Linked DNA regions of Homo sapiens: region 2 is linked to region 1. The links are chromatin loops, found by intact Hi-C in ENCODE. Cell type or tissue: CD4-positive, alpha-beta T cell. All regions are shown on one strand. Each heading gives the region's core, and the rest is flanking DNA. Links, peaks and the distances in the headings are about the cores only. Region 1 has its middle 13 kb from the start of SPNS3. Region 2 overlaps MINK1 (misshapen like kinase 1).

Region 1 (9,437 bases), core at 2,132-7,131:
GGCAGGCGCCTGTAGTCCCAGCCACTCGGGAGGCTGAGGCAGGAGAATGGCGTGAACCCGGGAGGCACAGCTTGCAGTAAGCTGAGATTATGTCACTGCACTCCAGCCTGGGTGACAGAGCAAGACTCTGTCAAAAAAAATACAAAATACAAAAATTAGTTGGGCGTGGTGGCACATGCCTGTAGTCCCAGCTACTTGGGAAGCTGAGGCAGGAGAATCGCTTGAACTCGGCAGGCAGAGATTGCAGTGAGCCGAGATCGCGTCACTGCACCCCAGTCAGGGCGACAGAGCAAGACTCTGTTTCAAAAAAAAAAAAAAGGCTAAATTGTAAATTCTATATTATTTTACCACAATTAAAAAAAAAGTAAATGGGGTTATTGTAATATCAGAACAGTGACAACATTCTAGATTCCCAGCTTCAGAGGCTGGTTAAATAAATTATGGTACCTCCAGGCCAGGCGCCGTGGCTCATGCCTGTAATCCCAGCACCTTGGGAGGCCGAAGCAAGCGGATCACCTGAAGTCAGGAGTTCGAGACCATCCTGGCCAACATAGAGAAACCCCGTCTCTACTAAAAATACAAAATTAGCCGGGCGTGGTGGCACATGCCTGTAATCCCAGTTATTTGGGAGGTTGAGGCAGGAGAATCGCTTGAACCCTGGAGGCGGAGGTTGCAGTGAGCTGAGATCCTGCCATTGCACTCCAGCCTGGGCAACAAGAGCGAAACTCCATCTCAAAAAAAAAAAAATTAAATTAATAAATAAATCATGGTACCTCCCTACAATGGGGCACCAGACAGCCCTGTACATGATGTTAGTCTATGTTGATCTGAAAGACGTTCAGAATTTGATGGTGAAAAATAAACAAGAGCCTACAAAATCCATGTCCAGGATAATTCCATTCAGATAAAAATAATAAAACACATCAAAGACAAACTTGTGAACTGGCCAGTCATAGCTTATTTGGCTGCTTTTTCTCGTGAATTCTGATACAGAAGCTTATTGGGGGCCAGGCGTGGTGGCTCACACCTGTAATCCCAGCACTTTGGGAGGCCAGGGCGGGCAGATCACCTGAGGTCAGGAGATAGAGACCAGCCTGGCCAACATGGTGAAACCCCGTCTCTACTAAAAATACAAAAAAATTAGCCGGGCATGGTGGTGGTGCCTGTAATCCCAGCTACTTGGGTGACTGAGGCAGGAGAATCCCTTGAACCCAGTAGGCAGAGGTTGCAGTGAGCCAAGATCGCACCACTGCACTCCAGCCTGGGCAACAAGAGCAAAACTCCATCTCAAAAAAAAAAAAAAAAAGCTCATTTGAGATGATTTTTAGTGGAGACCCTTCCAGAGTGGCTCCCATCAGAGTTTAAATTTATGTCCTTTTTTTAACAAAAGAAATGTCCAGCCTCACAGAATAGGAGGTGACAGGCTGGGCACAGTGGTTCACACCTGTAATTCCAACAGTTTGGGAGGCCAAGGTGAGAGGATTGTTTGAACCCAGGAGTTTGAGACCAGCCTGGGCAACAGGCCCCCATCGCTGCAAAAAAAAAAAAAAAAATTAGACAGGCATGGTGGTGGTGTGCCTGTAGTCCCAGCTACTCAGGAGGTTGAGGCAGGAGGATTGCAGGATTGCTTGAGCCAAGGAGGTTGAGGCTGTAGCGAGCTGTGATTGCATCACTGTACTCCAGCCTCAGTGACAGAGCAAGACCCTTAATCAAAAAAAAAAAAAAAAAGAAGGTCACAGGAAGTCACTCAGGAATCACTTTTTTTTTTTTTTGAAATGGAGTCTCCCTGTGTCACCCAGGCTGGAGTGCAGTGGTGCAGTCTCGGCTCATTGCAAGCTCCACCTCCCGGGTTCACGCCATTCTCCTGCCTCAGCCTCCTGAGTAGCTGGGACTACAGGCACCTGCCACCACACCCAGCTAATTTTTTGTATTTTTAGTAGAGACGGGGTTTCACTGTGTTAGCCAGGATGGTCTAGATCTCCTGACCTTGTAATCCACCCACCTCGGCCTCCCAAAGTGCTGGGATTATAGGCATGAGCCACCGAGCCCGGCCAGGAATCACTCTTCAGAAATCCCCAGGGAGTCATCTTTTATGTGATGAATCAATAAGGATGCTTTTGTCCGCAAGTAACAGCAGAAGTAACAGCAGCCAAACCAGGACATTCATTCGTTCTCTTGCACTGCAAATCAAGAAGTAGGCAGTTTCAGGGTTGATTAACTCAGTGGCTCCATGACATCATAAAAAACTCAGTGTTTTTCATCTTTCCCCCCTGAAATCTTTATAGTGTTGGCCTTTGATTACTTAATTAATTGCTATAAAACAAATCCCCCCAGAACTCATGGCTTTAAACAACAGTAGTCATTTATCTCTTGCATTTTTCAGTGGTCAGGAATTTGGGAGCAGCTGAGATGCAGGACTATGGCTCAGGGTCTCTTGTTGCCGTGAAGGGCTGCAGTCCCCTAAAGTCTTAACTGGGGCTGGGAGCTCTGTTTCCAAGGGGCCTCACTCACGTGGCAGGCAAGTTGGTGCTGCCTGTTGGCTCCTGTCTAGATGGGTCCCTCCACAGGACTGCTTGAGCATCCTCACGGTATGGTGGCTAGTTTCCTGCAGGGGGAACAATACATTAGGGACCAAGGCAGAAACTGCAACATCTTTTTTTTTTTTTTTTTTTTTTTTGAGACAGAGTCTTGCTCTGTCACCCAGGACGTAGTGCACTGGCACAATCTCCACTCGCTGCAACCTCCATCTCTTGGGTTCAAGCGATTCTCCCACCTCAGCCTCCTGAGTCACTGGGATTACAGGCGCATGCCACGACGCCCAGCTAGTTTTTGTATTTTTAGTAGAGACAGCGTTTTACCATGTTGGCCAGGCTGGTCTTGAACTCCTGACCTCAGGTGATCCAGCTGCCTCGGCCTCTCAAAGTGCTGGGATTACAGGCGTGAGCCACTGCGTCTGGCCTGCATCTTTCCTGACCTGGACTCCTAGGTCTGTACTCAGCTGCATTCCATTGGCCACACAGGCCAGTCTATGCTCTGTGTTCCCATACTCTCTGCTGCCCCTCCATGTGGAAGGGCATGAATACCAGGAGGGAAAGCTTGCGGGAGATCTTTTTTAAAAAAAGAAGATTTATGTATTTTATTCAAGCCAATTTTTTTTTTGTTTTGCTTTGTTTTTGAGATGTCGTTTTGCTCTTGTCGCCCAAGCTGGAATGCAGTGGTGCAATCTCAGCTCACTGCAACCTCTGCCTCCCAGGTTCAAGCAATTCTCCTGCCTCAGCCTCCCAGAAGTAGCTGGGATTACAGGCACTTGCCACCACGCCCGGCTAATTTTTGTATTTTTAGTAGAGACAGGGTTTCTCCATGTTGGCCAGGCTGGTCTCGAACACCTGACCTCAGGTGATACACCCGTTTCAGCCTCCCAAAGTGCTGGGATTACCAGCCTGAGCCACCACGCCCTGCCACGAGATCTTCTTGCAGGCTGGCTACCACAGTCTCCATCTTGAGGCTTGTCGTCTCACATATAAGAAGGTAGGAGATTCATCCTGAAATGTGTTCATGTGTATTTATTAGGGAGGAAAATCTGCCCTAGAAATTCCCCTGCTGGTGCTCCCTCACAGCCCACTGGCCAGGTTGAGTCACATGTCGGTGCCACGTCTGCAGGAGAAGCTGGGAAGGTGGGTGCCAGGGAAGTCTGCCTCTGTCTCTGAGGAAGAATGGGAAAGAAAGGGGCCACAGGGTAGCCGGGCGCAGTGGCTCATGCCTATAATCCCAGCACTTTAGGAGGCTGAGGCGGGCGGATCACTTGAGGTCAGGAGTTTGAGACCAGCCTGGCCAACATGGTGAAACCCTGTCTCTACTAAAAATACAAAAATTAGCCAGACGTGGTGGCAGGCGCCAGTAATCTCAGCTACTCGGGAGGCTGAGGCAAGAGAATCGCTTGAACCCAGGAGGCAGAGGTTGCAGTGAGCCGAGATTGTGCCACTGCACTCCAGCCTGGGGAGACAAGAGCAAGACTTCGTCTCGAAAAAAAAAAAAAAAAAGAAAGTGGCCACGGGATAAGCAGACCATGTCTTCGCAGATGGCTAACCACCTCTCAGCCTTGATGCTTGCAGGGCTGAAACGAGCTCCTGGTATGGATTCCCAAAGAGGAAGGGAAAATTTTAGGTTCTAGATCTAGAAGGTGGCAGATGTCAGAAGCTGTCCTAACCCAGGCCTCCTGGAGCTAGGAGTCACCCTAGATGGTGGAAAGTGTGCAGGAAATACAGCCACTGAACCCTGAGAACAGCAAGCTTGACATCTCAAGCCTAGAACCCTTCTCGCTGAGGTTAGCACGATTTCAAAAAGCATCGTTACCACCAAGTCCTGGGGACTGGTTACAACCAGGTTTCAATGGCGACACCATGTGGTCATGATGGGAAATAGCAGTCATGACCTATGCCCCGCATGGTGTAGGCTCTCAAAAGTTTCTGGGTGATACAGGGTGGTCTCAAGATCCTGAATGGTTTTTGTTTTTTTGAGACAGGGTCTCACTCTATCAACCAGGCTGGAGTGCAGTAGCAGTCATCACAGCTCACTGCAGCCTCCATCTCCTGGGCTCAAGCGATCCACCTGCCTCGACCTCTCAAAACGCTGGGATTACAGGCGTGAGCCACCACACCTGGCCCTGGATTTCTTTTTAATAAGGCATACACAGGCCCGGCGTGGTGGCTCACACCTGTAATCCCAGCACTTTGGGAGGCCAAGGAGGGTGAAACACGAGGTCAGGAGTTCGAGACCAGCCTCTACTAAACCACGCCTCTACTAAAAATACAAAAATTAGCCGGGCATGGTGGCACATGCCTGTAGTCCCAGCTACTTCGGAGGCTGAAGCAGGAGAATTGCTTGAACCTGGGAGGTAGAGGTTGCAATGGGGCAAGATTGCGACATTGCACGCCAGCCTGGGAGACAGAGCGAGACTCCGTCTAAAATAATAACAATAATAATAAGGCATACACAAGCATGAACAATTAATTGGGAAAATTAGAGTTATGATCATATTTTAGACCACATTGTGGAACTGGCCATATTTATAAAGTATGTTCATATAGTGAAAGTGTGGAAGGCTATATCTCAAAGGCTTAACAGTGTACTTATCTCAGGCTCATAGAACTATAGGTAAACTTTTTTCCTTTATTTCTTTTTTCTATCATTACATGCCAGTAATAACAATAGCAAACACTAACAGAGCACATACCATGTGCTGAGTGCCTGTTAATTGGCGATGATCATTATGCTGGCTGGGTGCGGTGGTTCACGCCTGGAATCCCAGCACTGTGGGAGGCCGAGGCAGGTGGATTACGAGGTCAGAAGTTCGAGATCAGCCTGGCCAATATGGTGAAACCCCATCTCTACTAAAAATACAAAAATTAGCTGGGCTTGGTGGTGCACACCTGTAGTCCCAGCTGTTCAGGAGGCTGAGGCATGAGAATCACTTGAACCTGGGAGGTGGAGGTTGCAGTGAGCTGAGATCGTGCCACTGTACTCCAGCATGGGCAACAGAGCAAGACTCCATCTCAAAAAAAAAAAAAATTCTCATTATGCTTACTTTTTGGCGGGGGCAGGCAGAGACAGGGACTCTTTCTGTCACCCAGGTTGGAGTTCAGTGTTGCAGTCATAGCTCGCTGCAGCCTTGCCCTCCTCGGCTCAAGCGATCCTCCCACCTCAGCCTCCTGAGTAGCTGGGACTACAGGTGTGCAACATCACATTTGGCTAATTTTTTATTTTTTATTTTGTTTTTTAAAGAGGGGGCCTCCCCATGTTGCCCAGGCTGGTCTCAAACTCCTGGGCTCAAGTGATCTTCCCATCTCGGCCTCCCAAAGTGCTGAGATTATAGGCGTGAGCCACCATGACCAGCTTATACTTACTTTTTACGCGAGGAAACTGAGACACAAGGAAGCTAAGTCAGTGCCCCATGTAGCTCTGAACTCTGTGCTCCCATCCTCTCTGCTGTACTGCCTCCCTGTCTTATCTGTGTATATTAATTTTTCTGCAGTGTGTCGCTTGCATAGTAATAATATAAGAAAAGAAAAAGCAGTGGGATGTATACCTTTTTCCACCCTCCCCCCCGCAAGACGGAGTCTTGCTCTGTCACCCAGGCTGGAGTGCAGTGGCGCGATCTAGGCTCACTGCAACCTCCGCCTCCTGGGTTCAAGTAATCCCCCTGCCTCAGCCTCCAGGGTAGCTGGGATTACAGGCACACACCACCACACCCGGCTAGTTTTTGTATTTTTAGTAGAGATGGGGTTTCACCATGTTGGACAGGCTGATCTCGAACTTCTGACCTTGTGACCTGCCTCCCTTGGCTTCCCAAAGTGCTGGGATTACAGGTGTGAGCCACCGCACCCAGCCTGATATATAGCTTTTATAATCAGAAAAAAAATAATGCTGGCTGGGCATGGTGGCTCATTCCTGTAATCCCAGCTTTTTGACAGGCTGAGATGGGAGGATTGCTTGAGCCCAGGAGTTCCGAGACCAGCCTGGGCAACATAGCAAGACATTGTCTCTACAAAAAAAAATTTTTTTTTTAATTAGCCAGGCATGGTGGCATGCACCTGTAGTCCCAGCTACTCAGGAGGCTGAGGTGGGAGAATTGCTTAAGCTCAGGAGTTTGAAGGTGCAGTGAGCCATGATCGCACTACCGTACTCCAGCCTGGAGCACAGAGTGAGACACTGTCTCTAAATAAATGAAGAAATAAAAATAAAAAATACACCACGTGCTGTGGCTCATGCCTGTAATCCCAGCACTTTGGGAGGCCGAAGCAGGCAGATCACCTGAGGTCACGAGTTCGAGACCAGCCTGGCCAACATGGTGAAACCCCACCTCTACTAAAAATATAAAAATGAGTGCGGGCTTGGTGGTGTGCACCTGTAATCCCAGCTACTCAGGAGGCTGAGATAGAAGAATCACTTGAACCCAGGAGGCAGAGGATGCAGTGAACCGAGATCGTGCCATTGCACTCCACCCTAGGTGACAGAGCCAGACTCTGTCTCAAATAAATAAATAAAATGAAATAAAAAATAATGCTTTGAAACTAAACAAAATGTGCAAATGATGTGTGCTTTCCACACAGCTCCAGAGCTCAGGACTGTGGGTGCCACATGGATGTAGCTACGCCAGAAAGGTCAGGAATTTGTGCCTGCAAAGGCCCAGTTTGCCTCTTCGCCTGGGCTCTCCTGATTTGACAGCAGTGTGGAAGGCCGGGCATGGTGGCTCACGCCTGTAATCCCAGCACTTTGGGAGGCCAAGGCAGGTGGATCGCGAGGTCAGGGGATCAAGACCATCCTGGCTAACATGGTGAAACCCCGTCTCTACTAAGAATACAAAAAATTAGCTGGGCGTGGTGGCGGGCGCCTGTAGTCCCAGCTACTTGGGAGGCTGAGGCAGGAGAATGGCGTGAACCCGGGAGGCAGAGCTTGCAGTGAGCCGAGACTATGCCACTGCACTCCAGCCTGGGCGACAGAGCGAGACTCTGTCTCAAAAAAAAAAAACACAAGACAGCAGTGTGGAAAATCTCCCTTTTCCTTTGGAATCTATAAATATAGGGACCCACAGTTATTAGGGACCTAGCTTTGGTGAGCAGTGGGCCAAAACTGGGAACAGAGATTGGAATGAGAGGGCCTGGCAAACTGAGGGGAAGCTGGGAAAAGAGAAGCAGGGAAAGGGAAAGAGGAAGTGGACAGAGATAGATGAAAAGGAGAAAGAGAATGCTCCAAACTCCCTCCATCCCCAGCTTTCTGAACTTTCAACACTCACCCCATGGGCCTGTTGATGCCACCTCCTACTAGTGCAAACTTCACACATCACCTCCTCCAGGAAGCTGCCAGGCTTGGCTAAGCCTTTTGGCTTGGCTTATCTTTATTATGACACTTACTGCTCATCATTAGGATTTTCTGTCTCCTTCACTGGTCAGTGAGGCTCTCGAGGGAAAGGAGGCCTTTCTGCCTCCCGCTGACCCAGGCCTTGTAGAGAGCAGGAAGACAAAACAGGTGCTCTGAATGAGTGAATAAATCTAGCTTCTCAGGCCATCAGCCTCACCAGCCTGGGAGTAATAGGCTCTGAATTTCGGCAAAGGATGCTCTGGCCTACATCAGTAAAATAGCTAGAACTGTATCCCCAGTCGAAAATATGGGCTGGGTGCGGTGGCTCACGCTTGTAATCCCAGCACTTTGGAAGGCCAAGGCAGGCGGGTCACCTGAGGTCAGAAGTTTGAGACCAGCCAGACCAACATGGTGAAACCCCATCTCTACTAAAAAATACAAAAACTAGCCAGGTGTGGTGGCATGTGCCTGTAATCCCAGCTACTTAAGAGGCTAAGGTGGGAGAATTGCTTGAACCTGGGAGGCGGAGGTTGCAGTGAGCTGAGATCGTGCACCACTGCATTCCAGCCTGGGTGGCAGAGCGAGACTGTGTCTCAGAAAAAAAAAAGAAAAAGAAAATCTTGCATTCACTTGGAACAGTCTTTCAAACGCATGGCCCCTGGATGCTCTCTGTACACAGGGGCATCTCTGTGGGGCAGCCAGTGTCTTGCAGGGATCCAGGGTTGTAGTGTTGACACCCCCTCTCCCTTTCCTTAGACTAAGGACCAAGGAGCAGAGGACAACCCGCACGGTGGGCCAGTGCTACAAACCGCATCACTCTGCTCTCCAGCACCAGAGGTTTGCACCAACCAAGGCTGAGGACCTCTTTCTCTCCTTATTTGGGGTGAATTCTTTTTTCCAGGAGGCAACCTAGACCCCTCATGTGAATAGGCAACATCTGTTTCCCACATGTAGCTAACCATAAGTGAAGGCCACGGGAGGGCACAGCTGAGACTCCAGCCTCAACTCTCACTACCAAAGAAAGAACCTGAAGACCCAGGGGACAAGCTCAGGCTCTGTCCCAGCTCTGCCTCCCTATGCTCCTGGCTGCAGCTGCAACACCCATTTCACCAGACAGAAGAGGGAGTCCCTGGCCCCAGCTCCAGGTTAGACCATCTCACCACAAGCCACTGGAAAGAAAAGGCCCTTACAGCCAAGAGAGCAGGCCCCCAAGAAGGCATCTGCCTCCATCTTGACTACACTCACCTGGGAGCTAAGGAAGCAAGGCGACGGCTGTGGTCCCATAACAGGCAGCTTGAGCTAGTTGTCTGTTGCTGCTTAGTAAATTACCCCAAAATTTAGGGGCTTAAAACAATAATAAGAATTCTATTATTATAAAAATGATACACCTGGCCAGACGCAGTAGCTCACACCTGTAATCCCAGCACTTTGGGAGGTCGAGGAGGGCAGATCACCTGAGGTCCTGAGTTCGAGACCAGCCTGACCAACATGGAGAAACCCCATCTCTACTAAAAATACAAAATTAGCTGGGCATGGTGGTACATGCCTGTAATCCCAGCTACTCAGGAAGCTGTGGCAGG
Region 2 (9,437 bases), core at 12-5,011, 470 kb before region 1:
GGCGGGGGGGCGCTGAGGTGATGGGGCTGGGGCTTTCCCACCCCCAGGCGGGTAGGCTGGTAAAGTCCCTGTGCCCCCCCTACTCCCTAGGCTGCCCTCAGACCTCACCCAGGCGTTGCCCTACCCAGGCATTACCTGGCACGGACTGCCTGGGCTGGCCGGGACCCTCCGGCCCCACTGGTGTTAAGGGCAGTGGCGATAGATGAGGTCCTCTGAGGCACCTGTGGAGAGAAGTCCACGTGCTGCGAGCTGGCGCTGCGACAGGCACTTCTCAGATGTTTAAGCCTCACCTCTGAGAGGTGAGCTCCCCCACTTTGATGGATGAGAAAACTGAGGTTCAGGGGAGTTAGTGAATACGTCCAGGGTTATGAAGCCGGATGATGGTGGAGCTGCGGTTCTAACTGGCAAAGTCTGCCCCTTAGCGCTCCCAAAACACCCTGGGCGTTTCTCCGTTCCCACGCTCCCCACAGGGATCGATGCCACCCCTCCACGTCGCGTCCTCAGCTGGACGGCTGACCCCGGCAGGGCAGCGCCCTGGCTTTCTCTCGCTTCCCGCCCTGCACTCTTCCTCCATGTGGCCTGCCCCTTCACTGCCCTCCTTCTCTTCATGACTAGCTCTCTGCTTTTCCCTGGGCCTGCAGAACTGTCCTTACCTTGGGTGGGGCCTCGTTATCTGGGCGGACCCAGGCTGGGGGATTCGGGCTGGGGCCAGGTCCTTCAGAGGTGGGGTCTGAATTCTGGCGGATGACAGCTCCTCGGGCACTGGGCGTGGCAGTGGGTGCGGGGATGGCAGGGTCGGGGTCATGGGAGGCTGGGAAGGCAGCCAGGTTTCGGGTGGGCTGGTCCTGCAGGGACTGGGATCGGGGTACAGGTGCTGCATATGGCTTCAGTGGGACCCGGTGTGCCACCAGGCTCTGCAGGGAGAGACCAGGGAGGGTGGGCTGCCTGCTCCATGGCACATCCCCACCTGCGAATTGGGGTCTGGGGTGGGAAAGGACTTTAGCTGCCCCTTCCTCCATTGAAGGACAAGGGGTTCCTTGAGCCTGATGACAGCTAAGTCAGGACAGACACAGGCAGCAAGAAGCAGGTGAGTGAGTCTGTCCACAAAGCCTGTGCTCTGTAATCCTGGCTCACGGCTGAGCAGGTGTGTGTGTGTGTGTGTGTGTGTGCGCGCGTGTGTGTGTACCTGTGCTCTGAACAAAGCTCCCTGTGTCTTCATTAAGACAGGGGTGGGGAGAGACTCACCTTGTGCGGTCCCTCCTGGGGCTCCACCGGCCTCTGCATAGGAGGAGTCTGGGAAAGGGGTCCTGGGGGCCCTGGGGAGGCCTGGGGGATGGGGGGCTCAGGCCCCGTGCTGCCTGGCTTGCTCTTGGCCAAGGGAGAGTTCTGCTGCTTGTTCATCCTTGTTCTCTCTTCTACCTGTGATGTGAAGGGATGTCAAGCAGGCCAGCTCTTGCCTCCCTGTTCTCAAAACTGAGGGTCCCACCTGCCCTAACTACTCCCGCCCTATGCTCTGTGCTGTGTGCTCCTTTCCCCTACTTGGTGCCTGCTACTGTGAACTACTACTTCTTGTGGCTCTCCAGGCCTCAGGCAGTGGGACTGCAGTCTCAGGAGGCAAAGGAGGCAGTGAGTACCTCTCGGGCCCAGGCTGGTTTGTCAGCGGGATTCATGCCCCGACCATAATGGTACAGGGGCTTCCTGTCCCCAGGCAGGAGCTGCTGCTGCTGCTGTTTCTGAAGCTGCTGCTGCTGTTGCTGCTGCTGCAGGGACTTGAGGTAGGCATGCTCCTGCTGCAGCTGCCTCTGGAGACGTTCTGACTGCCGCTGCTCCTCCAGCTGCTTCCGCTTGTATTCCTGGGCCCAAGGGTAGGGAGAGAGGGCTCAGCAGGGTGTGGCCCTGGGAGTTAGAGCAGGCATGCCCTCTCTTTTCTCCAACTGCCTAGAGAGGAGATGTATTCCCTTGATGTCCTGGGTGAATCCCTTCCCTTGAAGTGTTCCCATCCCGTTCCAGCAAAGAAGCTCTGAAAAGCATCTTCCCAGAGGACGCTGAGGGACCCGTTACCAGCAGCAGGGCCTGTTCCTGGAGCAGCTGTTGCTGAAGGATCTCGAGCTGTCGCTGCTCCTCCTCTAGCCTGTGACGAATATATTCCTGGGGGACGGGGTGTGGGGTGGGGGGCAGAGGGCAGGGAAGGAGGAAGAGGCAGAGGAGGGCAGCAGCAGCGAGTTGGAGAAGGAGGAAGGGATCCGCAGGAGAATGAGGGGGTGCAGGGGAAGAGTAAGAGAGAGGTAGGGGAGGGGATGACATGAGCCCCAGGGGGCCATGCGGCACAGATGGGGAAGAAGAGGGCACAGGGAATGAGGGGGGATGAGGAAGGGGTCGGGGAGTCAGGGATGGGGTAAAGAGATGGGAATGAGGCAGGGAAGGAAGAGGGAGGGGGTCAGGGTTGGGGTTGAAGGGTGGGAGAAAACAGAGAGAAAGAGTGAAGCTAGAAAAGATAGGAGGAATCTGGGGGTGGGGGAGAGAAGGGGGAAGGGCACGGGGAGCAGGGGCGGCAGGCAGCAGGAGCGGGAGGGCGGGAGGGCAGGGATGCGGGTGCGGCGCTCTACCTGCTCGCGCTCCGCCTGCCGCCGCTCCTCCTCCCGCCGCAGAGCCTGCATGTCCTCCAGCCGCCGCTGCTGCTCCTTCTCCTGCAGCTTCCGCTGCTCCCGCTCCCGCCGCTGTTGCTGTGGGGAGAGCCAGGTGGTCTTAAGAACCATACCGGACATCGCGTCAGCACTGCCCCTCCATGGACAGGGAGGGGAGCCCTCCTTGCTCACCACGGAGGGTGGTAAGAGAGACCGGCTTCCGCTTGTTTCTGCAACTATACCCATCCCCACCCAAGGGCCCGCGGGGCTGGGCTCGGGTAAACAGCCGGTAGCTGTGACGAGAGAGGCTGTGAGACTGACTGCTGCCTGTGGGGTGGGCTTAGCTAGACAACACCTTCCACTCCCCACACCCCACCAAACAACAAACCAAAGCCGAACTCAAAACAAGCCTCCCCAGCACTCCTAGCCTAAAATCGACCTTTGCCTGAAGTCCATATAGAGCGGGTCGTAGTGATAGCCTTTGGCCACAAGAGGGCACCAGGTGCCCGTGCACAGAAAGCACAGAAAAGAGGGACCTGGCCCACTCCTTGACAAGCACCAGTGCCCAGGTGGTACTTTACTTTCACGGTATTTCTGTGGTGGCTTTCACGAAGTCTACCACCACCACCACCAACAAAAGCACAAACCCTGAGGGACCCTTACACTTGAGGGAACTTGTGCCTACTTCTGCAATGAAGTTGCCAGCAGGCCTTCTCCAGGTAACACCTTGTTAGATAGGACTCTGTGGCTGGGCGCGGTGGCTCACACCTGTAATCCCAGCACTTTGGGAGGCCGAGGCAGGTGGATCACCTGAGGTCGGGAGTTCGAGACCAGCCTGACCAACATGCAGAAACCCTGTCTCTACTGAAAAAAATACAAAATTAGCCGGGCGTGGTGGCGCATTCCTGTAATCCCAGCTCCTCAGGAGGCTGAGGCAGGAGAATCACTTGAACCTGGGAGACGGAGGTTTTGCGGTGAGCCTAGAGTGCGCCACTGCACTCGTCACCCTGGGCAACAAGAGCAAAACTCCATCTCAAAAAAAAAAAAAAAAAAAAGATAGGACTTTGTTACTATACTATCTGAACGCTATATTTATTTTATTTTTTTATTTTTTGGAGACGGAGTCTTGCTCTGTTCCCCAGGCCAGTGGCGTGATCTCAGCTCACTACAACTTCCACCTCCCAGGTTCAAGCGATTCTCCTGCCTCAGCCTCCTAAGTAGCTGGAACTATAGGCGCGTGCACCACCACGCCTGGCTAATTTGTGTATTTTTAGTAGAGATGGGGTTTCACCATATTAGACAGGCTGGTCTCGAACTCCTGATCTCACGATCCGCCCCCATCCTCCGACTCCCAAAGTGCTGGGATTACAGGCGTGAGCCACCTCACCTGGCCTATATTTTCAAAACTGCACAAGGCTCTTCTGTAGCAGGTTTTCTTGCAAATTATTTTTTGTTCAACAATGAGAGGGCCTACTTTGGAGGTAGCAGGTGGACAGTGTGGGTGCTGCGGGTTATTGCTTATTATTATTAGAGACGGAGTCTTGCTCTGTCACCCAGGCTGGAGTGCAGTGGTGTGATCTCTGCTCACTGCAACCTCCGCCTCCCGGGTTCAAGCAATTCTCCTGCCTCAGCCTCCGGAGTAGCTGGGATTACAGGCATGCGCCACCACACCTGGCTAATTTTTGTATTATTAGTAGAGATGGGGTTTCACCATGTTGGCCAGGCTGGTCTCAAACTCCTGACCTCAGGTGATCTACCCACCTCAGCCTCCCAAAGTGATGGGATTACATTTTGTGTTAAGTCCAGCTCATCATGAAATTTGAAATCATATAATTGTTTCAACAGAAATGCCATTCATTTAAGGCATTTTAAAACCTGTTCTCCAAGGCCCTAATGGACCCGGGGCAGGTCAGGAGGAGGCCGCGCCAGGCCTGGGCCCTTCGGAGACAGCCCACCTCCTCCACGCGGCGCCGCTCCTCCTTCTGCTCCTCTATGCGCCGCTGCCGCTGGTGCAGCAGGTGTTTGATGTGTGCCTCGGGGTCTCGCTGCTGCTGCTGCTGCAGCTGCTGCTGCTGTTTTAAAGCCTCTGAGTTGCTCTTATTTTCCTGCTGGAGCCGGAGAAACTCCCGGCGTAGAGTCGACTCTCCAGGCACGTTCATGATGGAGCTGGGCAGGGGTGGCACAAAGAAGCACTGGGGTCAGAACCCTGTTGGTTCCCACTCTCAACCCCGTGGGCCCGCCTGAGTGGGTGCTTTAACTGGATCAAAGCCTCTGCCTCTGGCCACTCCCAGGTGGCCAGGAGACTTACCGTCCCCTTCTGCCCAGTCTTCAGTCCTGTCCTCCTTTCCTATTACTGCTGCGCCCCACATTCACCACAAATTGCTCTCTCCCCAGCTCTTGCTCAGTCATTGGTTCCACTTCTTAGCACTCAGAAATTTGGTTTCCAGGAGTCTCTACCTCTCTGTGCCCACCACCCCCAGGCTGAGAGTCCCCAAAGCCAAGCACCACTGTAGTCCCCCCACTCAGCGATGACCGCCCCAACCCCCACTCCACCTGCCAGGCCTACCTTGGCTCTCCTTCCTCTCCATGGCTGTCATCTTCCTCCTCGCTGCCGCTGTACTCATATTCTGTCTCCTCTGCAGGGGGAGGCCACTGCAGTTATCTCACCCAGCGCCCCAGACCCGCCGTGGGCTAGGGAAACCTTGGGTGGGGATAACCAGGTCTCTCTGGCTGGGCAAGCATGAGGGGCCCCACCCACTTCCTGGGGGCAATGGGAGGACAGCGGGTCTCAGGTGTGGGCCTGGACAGGACCGGGACTGGGTCCCAGGGCAGCTGAGGTGTGGCAGAGCCTGTGCTTGTGCTCGCACACACATGTGCTTAGCATGGAGTTTTTGTAAGGATGCGAAAGGCCGGTCCTCCTTTGGAAGGCTGATTCAGACTGGGAGGGAAAGGAGGGAAAACCCCTTGGGGGTTGCAAGTTTGAGAACGATCTCCTTGGACAGGGAGAGCTGGGGCCAAGGAGGGGAGCAGGAAGGGGTGCCAGGAGCGAGCAGGGCTGGCAGAGAGGAGCCAGGCTGGAGTGTCCCCTAGTACCTGCCCCCTCCAGCCTGCCCACTGACCTTTCTCACCCCGCTTCTTCCGGGATCGGTCAATGTGGTCCTTAAGCTGGATGCGGACCTGCCGCTCCGTGGGCTGGTCCCGGATGAAGGGAAACTTCAGTAGCTGCTCCGTGGGTGGGCGGCTCAGGTAAGTCTTGATGAGACATGTGTCAATGAAGTCAATGAACTTCTTAGACCTGGAAACAGTGGTGGCTCACACTGGGAGGGTCCCCTCAGAAGGGATGGGTGCAGGAGGAAGAGGGTGGATCATTCATCCACAAGCCACCTTGACGTCCCTCCTGTCTTCATATCCCAACACCAGTCACCGCCCTCTGCCCCCCAGAATCTCTTCTCTGGTGAGATCCAAGCCTGAGCACAGAGGGCATGAAGGTGGGGATGGCCTTGTCCAGGGACCTTCCTTCCCAGAGCCCACACTCTCAGAGACCTACCACTTCTTGGACTTGAGCCTGGGCGGAGGGTTCCGAGGAATGAGGAAGAGGGCTCGCATGGGGTGCATGTCACACAGAGCTGGACACAGAGGAGACACCCTCAGTCCCTTTCACTGCACTGGGAGCTACAGGACCCTTCCTCGGCAGGGTCCCAGGACCCACCTCCTCCCTACAGCCACTCTCTGGGCCCTTCCTTTCCCTCCCCTCCCACTCCCGGCAGACTCAGAACTTACGGGGGGCTCCCTCTGCCATCTCGATGGCTGTGATTCCTAGAGACCAAATATCACTCTATAGACGGGAAAGAAGGAACAAGTGAATATTCCTGACAACTCTGCCCTGCAACCTCTCTTCACCCACCATCCTGGCCTCTCAGGAGCCTTCCTGGGCCACACCCATTCCTGCAGCAGTGCCTTCCAACCCATCCCATCTTCCCACCCACACTTGCCTTGCCGTAAGATGTTCCCCAGCCCCTCACTGCTAACATCATCTGACCTTCCTCTGTTCCCCAGCCTGCTCAGGCCCCGTGGTCCCCATATTGCTTCCCGCCCTTGGCAGCCCCCATGCTCCCAACTTTCCACTCCATACCCTGTAATCATAGGTGGCATCAGGGTTCTCATCACAGGCGATGACCTCTGGAGCCATCCAGTAGGGAGTCCCAATGAAAGTGTTCCGTCTGCCCACGGTGCGGTCCAGCTGAGCACTCACCCCAAAATCCACTGTGAAGACACAGAGGGAGGGGTCAGTGTGGGGAGTCACCTCTGCTCCCTTGCCTCACATCCCTGCGTGCACACACAGGACTTGCCTGAGCCAGCTGTGGTCCTGGCCCGACCCAGACACCCCAGCACCCTCCTTTACCCCACCACCATCCTGAAGAACCCGATTCCATCTTCCAGCATCTTAGAGAAAAACCCAGGTAAAAGGATCACGGACAGCATCCCAGGCAGGAGGGCCATCAGATCCCATCTCCCCAGAGCAACCTGCAGAGCACCTGGCCCGTAACAGGTGACAGGTGAAGAGCTTCCTGAGGGATTTTCAGCAGGAGGCAGGGCATTCCAGGGGGAGAGGGGAAAGGGGAGGGAGTGAGCCTCCCCAGTAGGAAGGGAGTTGGGCCTGAGCCACCAGAGAGAAAAAGGGGCCCCTCATTCTCTGTTCTGGAGGTGAAAGGTCCTCGTCAGCCTCAGAAGGAGCCGGCGCACCTAGCTTGACCTCAGCATTCTCTGTCAGCAGCACATTCTGCCCCTTGATGTCTCGATGGATCACCTTGTGGGCATGGAGATGGGCCAGACCCTGGGACAGGAGAGCAGGGAAAATTAGCCATGGTGTTGGATGGGGTAGGAAAGAGTAAGTGGGGAGTGAGTTGAGGGGACAAGGAGCAGTCAGTCTGGACAGGGCTGGGCTGAAGGAGCAGACCTTCTCCACCAGGAGCCCAAGCAAGCTGAGCTGTCCTGGAGAGCTTCCTCAGAGAGGTGGCTCCAGGTGAATTCCCAGCAGTTGCAGGGTTACAGGTGGAGAAGCGGCAGAGCTTGGAAACAGGAGCTTGTCTCCTCCAACAGCCTGAGACTTCCCAAGGTGTGGACCCTGCTTCCACATCCCACCCGCATCAGGCCTGCTGCTCCCTAAAGAGGGCAGTGATGTCTCCTCCCAGCGCAGGGAGGATCTTTGCTCATGGAGAAACTCCAGCCAGGGTAGCGGAGGAGAAGACAAGGGGAGGGGCCTTGAGCTCACCCTGAGGATCTCCCTGCAGATATAGGCGATACAGTCCTCCTTCAGGGCGTTGCCTTTTGTGTTCTTTACCAGGTCAGTCACTGAACCAGCACCACAGAACTCCATCACCAGCTAGGATCCCAGGAAGGTACCGAAAGGAAAAGTATCAGTCAGACAAGCCCTCCCACCCCTGCCCCAATCCCCTGCTAGACTCCTGGAGGAGGATAAGAGACCTTGGGGTTAGAACTGGTATGAGCTAGAGAGCAAGGGCCACAGAAGCCTCACAAAGGCCACAGGATTTCCTCAAGTCAAGACAGAGAGGGAAAAAGGCTGGGTGCGGTGGCTCATGCCTGTAATCCCAGCACTTTGGGAGGCTGAGGCAGGCGGATCACCTGAGGTCAGGAGTTCAAGACCAGCCTGGCCAACATGGTGAGCAAGACTCCGTCTCAAAAAAAAAAAAAAAAAAGAGGAGAAGGAATACAGATGGAAAAGAACTGGCAGGGTGGGGCTGGGTTTAGAGTAGGAGTCCAAGGAATCCCTGAAACTGTAAACAAAATGATGCAGGTATATGCATTTTCCCTGAGGAAGGGTCTAGTACTTTCATCAGATTCTCATTGGGATTCCAAACCCTACAGCGGTTAAGAACTACTGCTTTATGGCTGGGCGCGGAGGCTCACTCCTGTAATCCCAGCATTTTGGGAGGCCGAGGTGGGTGGATCACAAGGTCAGGAGTTCAAGACCATCCTGGATAACACGGTGAAACCCTGTCTCTACTAAAAAAAAAAAAAAAAAAAAAGTAGCCGGGCGTGGTGGCGGGCTCCTGTAGTCCCAGCTACTTGGGAGGCTGAGGCAGGAGAACGGCGTGAACCCGGAAGGCGGAGCTTGCAGTGAGCTGAGATTGCGCCACTGAACTCCAGCCTGGGTGACAGAGTGAGACTCTGTCTCAAAAAACAAACAAACAAAAAACCCAAAACAAAATACTACTGCTTTGGGCCGGGCTCAGTGGCTCATGCCTGTAATCCTAGCACTTTGGGAGGCCAAGGCGGGCGGATCATGAGGTCAGGAATTCGAGACCATCCTGGCTAACATGGTGAAACCCCATCTCTACTAAAAATACAAAAAATTAGCCGGGCGTGGTGGTGGGCACCTGTAATCCCAGCTACTCAGGATGCTGACACAGGAGAATCGCTTGAACCTGGGAGGCAGAGGTTGCAGTGAGCCGAGATCGCGCCGCTGCACTCCAGCCTGAGTGACAGAGCAAGACTCTGTCTCAAAAAAAAAAAAAGGAACTTCTGCTTTGGATCAGGGCTGGCCCAAGGCCTGCTTCTATATGGTCAGCAAGTCAAGAATGGTTTTCACTTTTTTTTTTTTTTTGAGACAGGGTCTTACTCTGTCGCCCAGAGTGGAGTGCAGTGGCGCGATCTCAGCTCACTGCAACCTCCGCCTCCCAGGTTCAAGCGATTCTCCTGCCTCAGCCTCCCAAGTAGCTGGGATTACAGGCGCATGCCACCACGCCCGGCTAATTTTTGTATTTTCAGTAGAGACGAGGTGTCACCGTGTTG

The links. Hi-C counts contacts between places; a loop is a spot of excess contacts. Peaks named below come from ENCODE experiments on the same cell type or tissue, not always from the same donor. Only the 100,000 strongest peaks of a DNase experiment are listed, where the experiment ranks them.
Region 2: it touches region 1 in a loop (37-fold over the local background); 5 of 110 quality-filtered maps call a loop at or near these places.

What each region holds. Positions count from the first base shown.
Region 1 is chr17:4,415,751-4,425,187 of GRCh38, reverse strand. No RefSeq gene overlaps it. Among named protein-coding and RNA genes, the nearest start is that of SPNS3, 13 kb to the left of the region's middle. RefSeq lists a silencer at 4,299-4,498. In CD4-positive, alpha-beta T cell, for the core only: CTCF peaks have their summits at 4,210 and 4,413 (motif pointing left); a DNase peak (open chromatin) is centred at 4,377.
Region 2 is chr17:4,882,933-4,892,369 of GRCh38, reverse strand. It overlaps MINK1 (misshapen like kinase 1), which reads right to left. Exons shown (of 32, transcript NM_153827.5): 5 at 7,897-8,007; 6 at 7,368-7,458; 7 at 6,757-6,887; 8 at 6,405-6,459; 9 at 6,172-6,250; 10 at 5,744-5,919; 11 at 5,191-5,260; 12 at 4,580-4,790; 13 at 2,607-2,723; 14 at 1,635-1,853; 15 at 1,246-1,419; 16 at 654-914; 17 at 136-221. It also overlaps the pseudogene RN7SL784P. Among named protein-coding and RNA genes, the nearest start is that of C17orf107, 12 kb to the left of the region's middle. In CD4-positive, alpha-beta T cell, for the core only: CTCF peaks have their summits at 2,902 and 3,102 (motif pointing right); a DNase peak (open chromatin) is centred at 3,119.